3 separate regions of the Homo sapiens genome follow, and regions 2 and 3 are each linked to region 1. Evidence: chromatin loops called from intact Hi-C (ENCODE). Cell type or tissue: PC-9. All regions are shown on one strand. Region 1 has its middle 26 kb from the start of ABLIM3. Region 2 has its middle 86 kb from the start of ADRB2. Region 3 overlaps SH3TC2 (SH3 domain and tetratricopeptide repeats 2).

Region 1 (4,000 bases):
AAAAGTTTTGTACTGCTTACAATGTGTTTGTGCATTCAGCTAGGTGTTATTACAAAAGAATCAAGAAGTTTTAAAAAATTAAAGATTATAAAGTTAAGAAGCTATAGTAAGCTAAAGTTAATTAATTATTGAAGGAAGAATTTTTTTTATATAAATTTAGTGTAGCCTAACTGTACAGTGTTGATCTCAGCTCACTGCAACCTCCGCCTTCTGGGTTCAAGCAATTCTCCTGCCTCAGCCTCCCGAGTAGCTGAAATTGCAGGCGTCCACCACCATGCCCGGCTAATTTTTTCTGCAGTAGTATACAGTAATGTTCTAAGCCTTCATATTCACTAACTCACCCAGAGCAACTTCCATTCCTGCAATATCTATTCATGGTAAATGCTCTATACAAATGTACCATTTTTTATCTTTTATACTGTATTTTTGCTGTACCTTTTCTATGTTTAGACAAATAAATACCATTGTGTTACAATTGCCTACAGTATTCAGGAAAGTAACATGTTGTATAGGATTGTAGCTTAGGAGCATTAGGCAATATTATACTCTAGGTATGCAGTAGGCTATACCACCTAGGTTTGCGAAAGTACACTCTATGATGTTCACACAACAAGAAAATCATCTAATGACTCGTTTCTCAAGAATGAATCCAGAGTTAAGCAATGCATGACTATAGTTCAAAGTAGTTCATAGTTAAAACAGATACAAATCAAATAAGGAAATTGAACACCAAGAGAAAAAAAACAACAGATGCAACTGATCAGTGAACCAGCACTGCAAGAATGAGAAATTAAAAAACTATGAATGAAAGAGATAGAATAAGCATGTTAAAAGGTAGACTTCATAGTAAGTGTTCTTATCACAACTTTTTTTAAAAAGGGAGAAAAAACACAGACTAAACTGCAAAGAAATGACTATTAAACTGACAGCAAAATTCTAATAAAATTAGAAACAAAAAGAAAATGGAATTATACAGACAGCACAAGTAAATGGTATTGGGCAACAATTTGTATAAACTTTTAAATGTACAAAGCCATACTGTTAAATATTTATGAACATGTACAGATTTAATAAGAGCATCAGAATATGGACAGGAGAAAGACCACTTACATCAGAAGAGAGAATGCCTCTAGGGTGGAAGGAAGGGGAATGTGATTAAGGAGGGCTATAAAGGAGACCTCAACTGTATCTGAAACCTGCTATTTCCTTTAAATAAGTACACACACTCACACGCACATACACAGAGACACACAAACACATTTGGATACAAAATATTCTTAAATGTCAATATGAAAAAGCAAGTCCTGTCACCTTCACAGATGTAAGATTCCCATAGCCACCTTGGCCAAGCTCAGTAACATATCTACTTCATTAGAATGTCTGCTCAATGCTTCTAAGACTTGTTTTCAACTGCTATTGCTGTAGAATTAGTTACTGAGGCTGGAATCTCCTTACTTTCATGACAAGCAGGCTGGTTTCCCATGTGTGGATCAGAAGTCAGCTTCCTGATGCGATTTCACTCTCAATATACTGCCTGTCTGGCCAGTAGAAGCTTCTAGGGGTAAATATCAGCACAGGGAGAGAACAGCAAAGGCTGAATTTCTTCTCAGAACCCTGACACCAAAGGAACATAGATGAAGAGTGACACCCAGTGGCCAGACAGAAGGCAGAGTGCAGAGACTTCAGCTCCTTGGCTGCTTGCTTGTGTGGAGCTGGGTCATTCCTCTGAGCTCAAAATCCAGCCTTCGGTTGCTGTGATTCAAGGAGCTCCGATATCTGGATAGTGCTTTGGGGGATATGCAAGGAGCCAGTTCCCCTCTTCTCCTTGTGCCACCCGTCCCTGTTTTCTGGCTCATTTCCCCCTTCTGTACCAATTGTGCAATCTCTGGTGCATTGGGTCCCACAGCTGACCAGGCACAGGAGAATGTTGTAGTCCACCTCACACAGCACAGAGGACGCTGTTCTTCAGTGTGAGAGGACCCCTTAAAACTAAGCAAGTGAAATGTGATGAATGAATTAATTCAGTAGTGCTGACTTACTGTCATTTGAGGTAAATTAGCGTGAGGTCCAGAAGTCCAAATATAAGTTATGAAAATGACAGCTGTCTCCAATATCCTGTTAAAACTGCCTCTCAAGATCACCACCCACAACAATGCAATGGCACAAACAACAATAAGAACAAGTGCCTGTGAATCATACACACACACACTGTGCCAGGCACCATTCTGAGGGCTTTGTGTGTATTATTAACTCATTTAAACTCATGACAAGTGCTAACATTCTACGCATTTTACAGATGAGAAAACTGAGGCATGGAGAGATAAATGTATGTGTCCAAAGTCACAGAGCTGGTAAGCCAGTGGAAGCACCAGCTGCACTCACATGGTCACGAATGCTTTTTGGGCAGCCTTACTCCAGAACTCTGTAAGCCATTTAGCTACTGTGCTTCTGGATGACCTCCTAATGGCTGGCCCTGAAGGTCTTTCCTCAGTTGGCCCTGCTGTGCCTCTCTGAGGACAGCAGCAGTGTCAGCCCCCATCTCCCCCGTGGCTTATTTCTTCCTCTCTGTGGCTCCTCTGTCTCCTCTCTGCATTCTCTCTTCCTTCACTCTGTAAATGGAGGCATCCTCCATGGTTCTTCCTCCTTCCTGTTTTCCATTATCTTTGTTCTCTCTCTCTTGCACTGGAACCTCTCACCAGAACTCATCGGATTTAATGTCAGGATTTAAAATCACCAGGGCATTTAACCAAAGCTCACTGGATTTGATGTCAGGATTCTGAGGTTCCAGAGGGAAGGCCTTGGGTTCAGCCTCTTCACCCCTGGGGTCCTCATTTCCCCCTGCGGTAACATGATGGGGTGGTTCAGAGCAATGTTCTCACCTTGGCTGCCCACCAGCCCCACCTCGGGAGCTTTTATCATTATTGCTGTCCTGGCCTCACAGGCCATTTAGATGACAGCCTCTGATTGTGGAATTTCTATTTCTTCCTTTAATTTTCTCAATTGCTTCTTTGTATATTTTGAGAGCTTGTTTGGAGGTCCTATCAGCACAGCTACTGGTATACCCTTGACCCAAGACTGGTCCTTCTCTATTGGGGATGGTCATCCTCTACTACCAAGCACACAGCTCCGGGAGGGATGCATGTGGAGTGGTGAGGGAGGAAGAGGACACCCACCTAGCCAGCCAGATCAGCCAAATCAACCCTGAAGATCAATGGGGTGACGGATGTTGCAGCCAGCTTGCCCTCACATCTTCTTGTATATTTTGAACGTCTATTATTCAGCACACGCCTTCATGATTATATGTCTTTTGGGGTATTAATATAGCCACTTTAAACTTCTTGTGCTCTGCAGTTTACATGATATATCTTTTTCAATCCATTTGCTTTTAACCTCTCTTTATACTTAAATTATAACTTCTGAATAGTATATAATTGAATCTTACTTTTTAAAAATAAATTCTGATAGACTGTCCATTTTAATTAGAGTGCTGTTTCACACTCTTCTGGCCTCCATGATTTCTGATGAGAAGTCAGAGATCTTTGGAATTGATATTCTATTTAATGTAATGTGTCTTTTTCTCTGGCTTTTTCAATATTTTCTCTTTACCTTTAGATTTCAACACTTTGACTATGATGTGACAAGGTGCACTCTTCTTCTCATTTATCCTAAGTTATGGTTTATTGAGATTCTTAAGAATTTGTACCTTTCAAAAAAATATCTCCTGGGCACGGTGGCTCACGCCTGTAATCCCAGCATTTTGAGAGACTGAGGCGGGCGGATCACCTGAGGTCAGGAGTTCAAGACCGGCCTGGCCAACATGGTGAAACTCCATCTCTACTAAAAATACAAAAATTCGCTGGGTGTAGAGGCAGGCACCTGTAATCCCAGCTACTTTGGGAGGCTGAGGCTAGAGAATCGCTTGAACCCGGGAGTCACAGGTTGCAGTGAGCCGAAATCATGCCATTGTACTCCAGCCTGGGAAACAAGAGTGAAACTCCGT
Region 2 (4,000 bases), 200 kb before region 1:
AGGCCCCGCTGTATGTGGCCATGACACTCAAATGTATTACAGCACACATGTCCCATCACGAAGCAGCTGCTTATATGTCCATCTGCCCTCCCACAATGCAGGTTCACCATAGGGGTTGGATCCAGCTTGCATTTCACCAACCTTTAGCACAGTGCCTGATGCAAGTCACTGTGCTCAGGAAGCAACATAAACAAGTGAGGATGGAGCACATTGAAGGACAGACAAACACAGGCAGAAAGGTCATGTGAAATGGGCTCAGCTGGTGTGGAGGTGAATGGGAGCCAGAGGTCACACGGACTCTGCTTTTCTCCACCCTGTGATACACGTATGTTAACTATTATTTGAAACTGAACTTCTGTCATTCCAGACAGTTTAGCAGCTGCTCTCTGAATAAAAACACAATTGGAAGAGACCAAGATCCCATGTAAGCAAACAGAGGCAGAAGCCAAAGACAAGTGGGTCATGATTATGAATATGTGGTCCTGTTTGTCCACAGTGGGTGAGAGGGCTGAGGAAATGTGCTTAGAAAGATTTCAGAACAGGTACAGGAGGCTGACAAAACACTGTTTTGGAAAGACTCATCTGGCAGCACACCAAGGATGGTGGGGCACAAACAGACTTGAATCCCAGAGACGTGAAGCCCATCCGCAAAGACACTATTGTCTGGATTTGGACAGCATCACTCAGAGCAGTCTCACCCTAAAAAACCTTAGGAAACTGGACTGAGGCTGGAACTGACCAGTGAAGGGGAAGTCACCACCTTTAATCTGAGAGCAAGCAGTAAAAGAGAAGCTGGAAAATCCTTCAGTTCCACTGGCGCTGAAGTGATTGACATGACTTCACATCACTGACTGAAGAGGTGGAATAGAAACAGGTGGAATTGTCATAGACCTGGAGATAGAAGCCCAGTTTCAATGTGGGGTTGCCCACCCCGGGGACGGGGAGTGGACAGCACTCCAAGAATGGTCTGGGGTTTATGGCCTGGTTCATTCTGATGGGTTTGTGCCCTTACCGTAGAGGATGTTCATGTTTTGAGTATCACCCCTACCCACCACCATTTAGCAGGAGTTATCACAATGATTTCCTAATCCAGAGAAAAGGCTTCTGCAATACAGAGAGAAAAGGGATTGAGATCCCAGAGGGAAGTTACTAGAACAACCAGAAAGGGAAGCTTTCTATTGGAAGCAAGGATTTCTGGACACAAAACTTTCAGTACTGAAATCAAGGAAAGTCTTGCATAAACTGGCCTAGTTGGAAGGGACCTTAGAGATCATTGCCCAACCCCCTTTTTCATAAATACAGCCCCAGAGAGGGCTCACATTCACACAGAGCCTGTGGCAAGGCTACACCTGGAGCCCAGGTCTCCACCTCCACCTGCAGGGCCCTTTCCCCTGGTGGTGCTTTCTTTCAGTGCCACCTTCTTCATTTCCATAATTACAACTAATTTCTTGGTACTACCCAAAGCAGGGAGTTTTCTAACATCGAATTGTTAGATAGGAGGGATGGCAATGTCTCCCACAGTCCTGTTTCCAGGTGAGGAGGGTCCTAACGGAGCCATAGCTCATCCCACAAGTCCCTGCTGCCCTGCTCAAGGCAGGCTGCACCTCCCAACTCCTTGACTTGCTCTCTGGCAGCCTCCACAGTCTCTTTGAGTAAAAGAAGGCTCTCACCGAAGCCTGAACCAGAGAGTTTGCCTCTCTCTTTTCCTTGGGCTGCAAACAGGTACAAACAAAGACCCAAAATAAATAAAATTCTTTTTCTGTGCCACCCTTAGCACAACAGGGTGAGAGGGGAGAGAGCAAATGCTTAACTGGAAAAACTCAGGGACAAATCACCTGGAGCTCCTCCATCCACCTGCAGATGGCACCTCTGGTTTTCCTATCCTCTCACTCCTTAGAGGAGTGAGTAGTGAAGTGAGCAAATGATTTCTGACCCAGCCCTCCTGGAACCGGTGGTCCGAGAGTGCAAGGCCCTGGTGTGAGGAGTCCCACGCATCTGGAGATGCATGCTTCCCGAAGGATGATAAGATCAGCCTGATGGACGGACAGCTACACCTCCAAAGACTTTCAAAACAAGAGCACAGAAAATGAGCAACTTCTCCTGCCTCTCCTAAGCCCCAGGCTGCCTGTTTACAAATTTTCTCTCCTCTCTCTTCTCATGCCTGAATCTGTTCAGGAATGTTACATCCCAGCCTTTCTGGGATGACTACACGTCACAGTGGCAGCCATTGTAATGCCTCACATCCCGGAATGTGGCATCCCTGAATGAGTCAGGCAGGAGTGCCGGCTGTGAGAGAGGATAGCCTGCCTCATGCTGCTTCATCCTGGGATCATGGGGCTCAGGCTACTAGATGATGCATTTCAAGATTCCCGAAGGCAACATGCAATTTATTGTCCAGTTTGATGGAGAAAAACAGAGAAGTGGGACTACAACAATAATAATTTCACTTTCATCACCTTCTAATTTATAAAGTCCTTTCATAGCTAGGCCCTCAATTGACTGGTACAATAAATATCCTTGTGAGGAAAGCAAGGCTGGTAAAGCGCAGAGGCTGGAAATGCCTCAGGCCTTGTGCCTGGTAAGGAGCAGACAGGACCAGCAGCTGAGATGTTGGCATCATGCAGACTTCAGGGCTCTTCCCATTGCATGGTCCATGTCCTTCCTTCAGAAGCAGGCATGCTGCTTAGTCTGTAACGTAGACTGGCAAATGCACGGAGGTTTTTCCAAAAGGCTGAGGTAGAGGCATTGCACACAGCAGTCAGAGACACCGACGTGGGGGTTGAGTAGCCCCCAGCTGAGTCCTGGCCCTGCTTTCATTGACTTTGACCAAATGATGCTACTTAAATTCTGACCGTCAGTATCTAGTTTTAAAATAGATACAATAATGTCTACATCATAGATGTTTACATTAAGAAGATAAGGTCTTGGAGACAGTACAGCATAGTGGCTGAGAGCTATAGCGCTGGTGTCAATAGACCTGGATTCAAACCTCAGGTTTGCCTCTTGCTAGCAATAAGTCACATCACCTCTCTGAGTTTCAGTTTCCTCATCTGTGACATGGAGATAAAACCTCTACCTGTTTCATAGGGTTGTGAGGACTAAGTGTGATAATATATGCAAAATAGCTTATCTAAGTGCTTGGCAGGAAATAGGCACTTGATAAATACTTGCTGAATGACGAACTGAAATGACTGGCAAGGCTGGGATATAAAACAAAGACTGAATAACTCCAGAGCTGGGGCTCTTAACTTTCATGGAATGCTGGTTCTCAAACATGCCAAGCACCTCCCACCAGATAATTGGGGTGAGAGGCATTCTTGCAATAGCTGGGTAATTATCCTCAAAGCCCCTTCCAATCCTTAAGCATCCATGAGTTCACCTACTCTCTTGGATGCGTCCCAAAGGCCTTCAAAGAAGAGGAACTTGGGGAAGGAATGTAACCTCCATAAGAGCTATGTCTCCACACAAGGGGAGAATTGGGCTAACACACACACACACACACACACACACACACACACACACACACACAGAGGTATATCTGGCCCCATTCTACCACCAAGATGAGAGGTTTCTGTCTTAGAGACCGTAGAGAGATGCTGCTGTATGAGAACACTGAGGCCCAGAGAGGTGAAGCAATTTTCTTAAAGCTGCACAGCCAGAGAGTGGCAAAGCCAGAACTGGAATTCAAGCCTCCTGACTTCCAGCCCCAGGCTCCCTGCCACTGCCTCCCTATTTACACAGGCTTTCATAATCATTAGGGCACAGAATTAGTTCAGCACTAAGCTTTCAAAATCCACATGGTCCCTCCCATAGGTCCTCTTGAGGACAAAATCACTCAGGGATAAAAATGTATTAAGTCTTTTGAAATGGCAGAGGAGGGTGTTCCCTCACATAAGAAATCCTGAGGACACCAGAGTTGAAATACTGATTTGATCAGCGGATCATCTGGGCCCCATCTCTTGTGCAATTTTTGTCTTGTTTGGTATTCAGATGGTGGAAG
Region 3 (4,000 bases), 80 kb before region 1:
TGTATTCCTAAATTTACTATTTCATTTACTGTTTATAACAACTTTATGGTGCAGGTTTTTTTAATCCATGTTTGTAGATTAAGAAAAGGATTCAGAACTGTTCAGTGACATGCTAAGAATTGCATGGCTAGAAAGTGGTAAAGCTGAAACTAAAACTGAGGTCTTCTACCTCTGCGTGCATTGCCTCACAACATCTGCTAAAGTCCTGAGTTCCAGGACAACTTACGAGAATTTAGAATTTAGGGAAAGGCCAAGAAGCTTGACAAATTGCATTAGATATTTCCAAACATGAAAACTGGGTTAGAAGAACATGGCAAAGCTTCTGGCAATATGGCAGGTTAAAGGGCTCTAAAAGGGCCACTCTCCCCCATATCTATAGAAAAATCTGTAACAAAGATGAATATTTTAGTACATTATTTAAAGAAAGAAAGGGAAATCACTGGAAGCCAGTAACAAAAGCAAAAACCAAACCCAGATTGGCAGGTGAAAGCAGATGGCCCAGAGCTCCTGGTGGTTTCAGCTGGGACTCTGGCCTTCAGAACTGGGGTTGACCTTCTAATGCCCACCCCAAGGACAGGAGATGTGATTTAGACCTGCCTGAAGCAGGGAGCCCATTAAACTCCCTGGAGTCTGAAAGAGTTCAACTTCTGTAAAGAGCAAAGAGCAGATTGAAAAATTTCTTCCTACCTGCCGAGAACACACTTTTCATCTATTTGAGTCCCTGGAAAACATCAAACACCTAGGCTTATGCCACTGGGACGTGTGGGATCTGAATTTACACTACCTGGTGTTGGTACCACGATCCAAGAATTAATAGTAAAAAATCAGTCCTGGATCATTACTCCCTAAGGTTCCAGGAGAAGCAAATGCAAAACCTAGTCAGCAAGGTTTTCTTCAGTCCAGGATCCATATAAAACCCATCTTTTAAAATGTTGAAAATTAGTTCATGTAACAAAAAATACAAACCATGCAATAAAATGAACTATTCACAACGAGAGCCAGCAGATACACAAATAACTATATTAACACTACAAAAAACTAGAAATGACAATAATCTGAAGAAGAATTTATATGAATGATTAAAAAGGTGAAATAATAAGAAAAAATAGAAGCTACAATGAAAAGATGGAGCACTGTGAGAAGAAACAGCCATATATGAAAAATAGCAAAATATAAATCGTAGAAAATGGAAAATAAAGGCACAGAAATTAAGAACTACATGGGTGGGTTAAACAGCAAGTTTAGTCATAGCAGAGGTGAGAATTAGTGAAACTGAAGATTATGTCAAGAAAATCAATCAGAATTTAGCCTGGTGTGACAAAAAGATAAAAAATATAAAAGAACTGATTAAGCAAGAATGAGGATAGAGTAAGTCCAACGTACCTCTAATAGGAATTCCAGAAGAGAGACTAAAAAGAACGAGAGAGAGGCAATATTCAAAGGAAGAAGGACTGAAAATTTTCCAGAATTGAAGAAAGACATGAATCTTCATATTGAAGAAACACACCAAGTCCTGAGCAAAATAAATAAATATAATATCATTTTTAACATGATGTCCATTTCTTTATGCTTACAGGTCTTTTTAAGTTCTCTATTTCTCCTACGCCTCCTTTCTTGGTTTAATTACTATTGACAGTTCAACTTTATAGAATGAATGAATTGAATATGAAAGATAAGATCATAAATTAATGAAATAAAAACAAAGAAAGTAGACAAAAATAATCAAAGCAAATGCTGTCATTAATGAAGTATCATTATAAAAACAAAAATCAATAAAGATGGTCAACAAAAGAAAAAATGATTCTCTGAAAAGACAAGCAAAATGGACAAGGCCCTGGCAACATGGATTTGCAATTTTATAGTTAAAGTTATTTTTTCCTGCAAACTTTGAAGATGTTATGCTATACCTAGCTAAATTATAATTCAAGAGTATATGTTAAGTGTTATATATATTTAAGACAGGCCAAGACTCAGGACTGAGAGTATTTATAACCCACAGATCTTCACTGAAAATAGCTACTAAAATAGATACTCTATGAAGAAGAAGTGGACAACTTGCTGTCAATATGTAATAAAATATATTACACGTAGACACATCATGCAAATAAATGGCTATGAGACCAATGGCAAAATTATTAGTGTCAAAAATAGATTCCACAAGAAATTGAATTATAAAGACACAGGCAATATGAAGAATAAAAGAAGGAATGTAACAAAAGAATGTTTTCTAACTGTAATACTATAAAATACTAGCTTTTTTCCTATGTTCTTTTTTCTGGTTTTGAGTACATTAATTTATCAATCTGACTTATTTTTTTAATTTAGGCACTTAAGTATACACACATACTTTAGGGAGTAATACACAAGCACAAAAAGAAAACCTACACGGAGAAGATGGAGACTTCAGCAAAGGCTGAATTTCTTCTCAGACCCTGACACCCAGCAAACATAGACAAGAGTGACACCCAGTGGCCAGTCGGACGGCAGCGTGCAGAGACTTCAGCGGCTTGCTTGCGTGGAGTTGGGTCATTCCTCTGAGCTCAAAACCCATCCCTCTGTTGCTGTGATTCAAGGAGCTCTGATATCTGGAGAGTGCTTTGGGGGATATGCAAGGAGCCAGTTCCCCTCTTCTCCTTGTGCCACCCCTCCCTGTTTTCTGACTCATTTTCCCCTTCGGTACCAATTGTGCAATCTCTGGTGCATTGGGTCCCACAACTGACCAGGCACAGGAGAATGTCATAGTCCACCTCACACAGCACAGAGGACGCTGCTCTTCAGTGTGAGAGGACCCCTTACAACTAAGCCAGTGAAAATATGATGACTGAATTAATTCAGTAGTGCTGACTTACTGTCATTTGAGGTAAATTAGCGTGAGGTGCAGAAGTCCAAATATAAGTTATGAAAATGACATCTGTCCCCAATATCCTATTAAAACTGCCTCTCAAGATCACCACCCACAACAACGGCAATGACACAAACAACAATAAGAACAAGTGCCTGTGGATCATACACACACACACACTGTGCCAGGCACCATTCTAAGGGCTTTGTGTGTATTATTAGCTCATTTAAAGTCACGGCAATCCTATTAGGCAAGTGCTAACATTCTACACATTTTACAGATGAGAAAACTGAGGCATGGAGAGATAAATGAATATGTCCAAAGACAAGGAGCTGGTAAGCCAGTGGAGGCACAAGCTGCACTCACATGGTCATGAATGCCTTTTGGGGACCCTGACTCCACAACTCTGTAAGCCATGTAGCTACTGTGCTTCCAGAAGACCTACCAATGGCCAGTCCCAAAGGCCTTTCTTTCCTCACTTGGCCCTGCTGTACCTCTCTGATGACAGCACAGGTGTCAGCCCCGCCTCCCCCGCAGCTTGTTTCTTCCTCTCTGTGGCTCCTCTGTTTCCTCTCTGCGTTCTCTCTTCCTCTGCTCTGTAAATGGAGGCATCCTCCAGGGTTCTTCCCCCATTCCTATTTTCCATCCTCTTTTTTCTTTCTCCCTTTCACTGGGACTTCTCACCAGAATGTATTGGATTTCATGTCAGGATTTAAAATCACCAGGACATTTAATGAGAGCTCACTGGATTTAATGTCAGGATTCTAAAGTTCCAGAGGGAAGGCCTTGGGTTCAGCTCCTTCATCCCTGGGGTCCTCTGTTCCCCCTGTGGTAACATGAAGGGGTGGTTCAGAGCAATGTTCTCACCTTGGTTGCCCACCAGCCCCACCTGGGGAGCTTTTATCAATATAATTGCCCAGCCTCCATCCAGACCAGTTACACAACAGCCTCTGGAGGCAGAACACAGGTGTCCATATTTGTAAAGCTCCTGGAATCTTTGACTTCCTGTCCATTGGTCCTCAGCAGTGGCCTTCCTCTCCATTCTCACCCTTTTCTAAGTGCCACCGTGGGCTTCTCGCTGGTCTCCTGCCTCCAGATTCCCCCTGATGATGCATGCCTCCCCCAAAGCCAGGTTTCATTTCCTAGAGAAAAGGTCCA

The links. A loop is a pair of places that touch in the nucleus more often than their neighbours do. Peaks named below come from ENCODE experiments on the same cell type or tissue, not always from the same donor. Only the 100,000 strongest peaks of a DNase experiment are listed, where the experiment ranks them.
Region 2: a loop joins it to region 1, with 11 times the contacts of the local background. A loop is called at or near these places in 11 of 110 quality-filtered maps.
Region 3: a loop joins it to region 1, with 10 times the contacts of the local background. A loop is called at or near these places in 46 of 110 quality-filtered maps.

Annotation. Positions count from the first base shown.
Region 1 is chr5:149,113,230-149,117,229 of GRCh38, forward strand. It overlaps the pseudogene RN7SKP145. Among named protein-coding and RNA genes, the nearest start is that of ABLIM3, 26 kb to the right of the region's middle. In PC-9, CTCF peaks have their summits at 1,659 (motif pointing left) and 1,858; DNase peaks (open chromatin) are centred at 642 and 1,632; H3K4me3 peaks cover 816 bases; H3K27ac peaks cover 1,910 bases.
Region 2 is chr5:148,911,013-148,915,012 of GRCh38, forward strand. No RefSeq gene overlaps it. Among named protein-coding and RNA genes, the nearest start is that of ADRB2, 86 kb to the left of the region's middle. RefSeq lists an enhancer at 1-325. In PC-9, a CTCF peak has its summit at 1,878 (motif pointing right); DNase peaks (open chromatin) are centred at 1,309, 2,209, 3,099 and 3,829; H3K27ac peaks cover 4,000 bases.
Region 3 is chr5:149,033,008-149,037,007 of GRCh38, forward strand. All of the region lies in intron 8 of SH3TC2 (SH3 domain and tetratricopeptide repeats 2), which reads right to left. Among named protein-coding and RNA genes, the nearest start is that of MIR584, 27 kb to the right of the region's middle. In PC-9, CTCF peaks have their summits at 2,461 (motif pointing left) and 2,665; a DNase peak (open chromatin) is centred at 2,494; H3K27ac peaks cover 2,350 bases.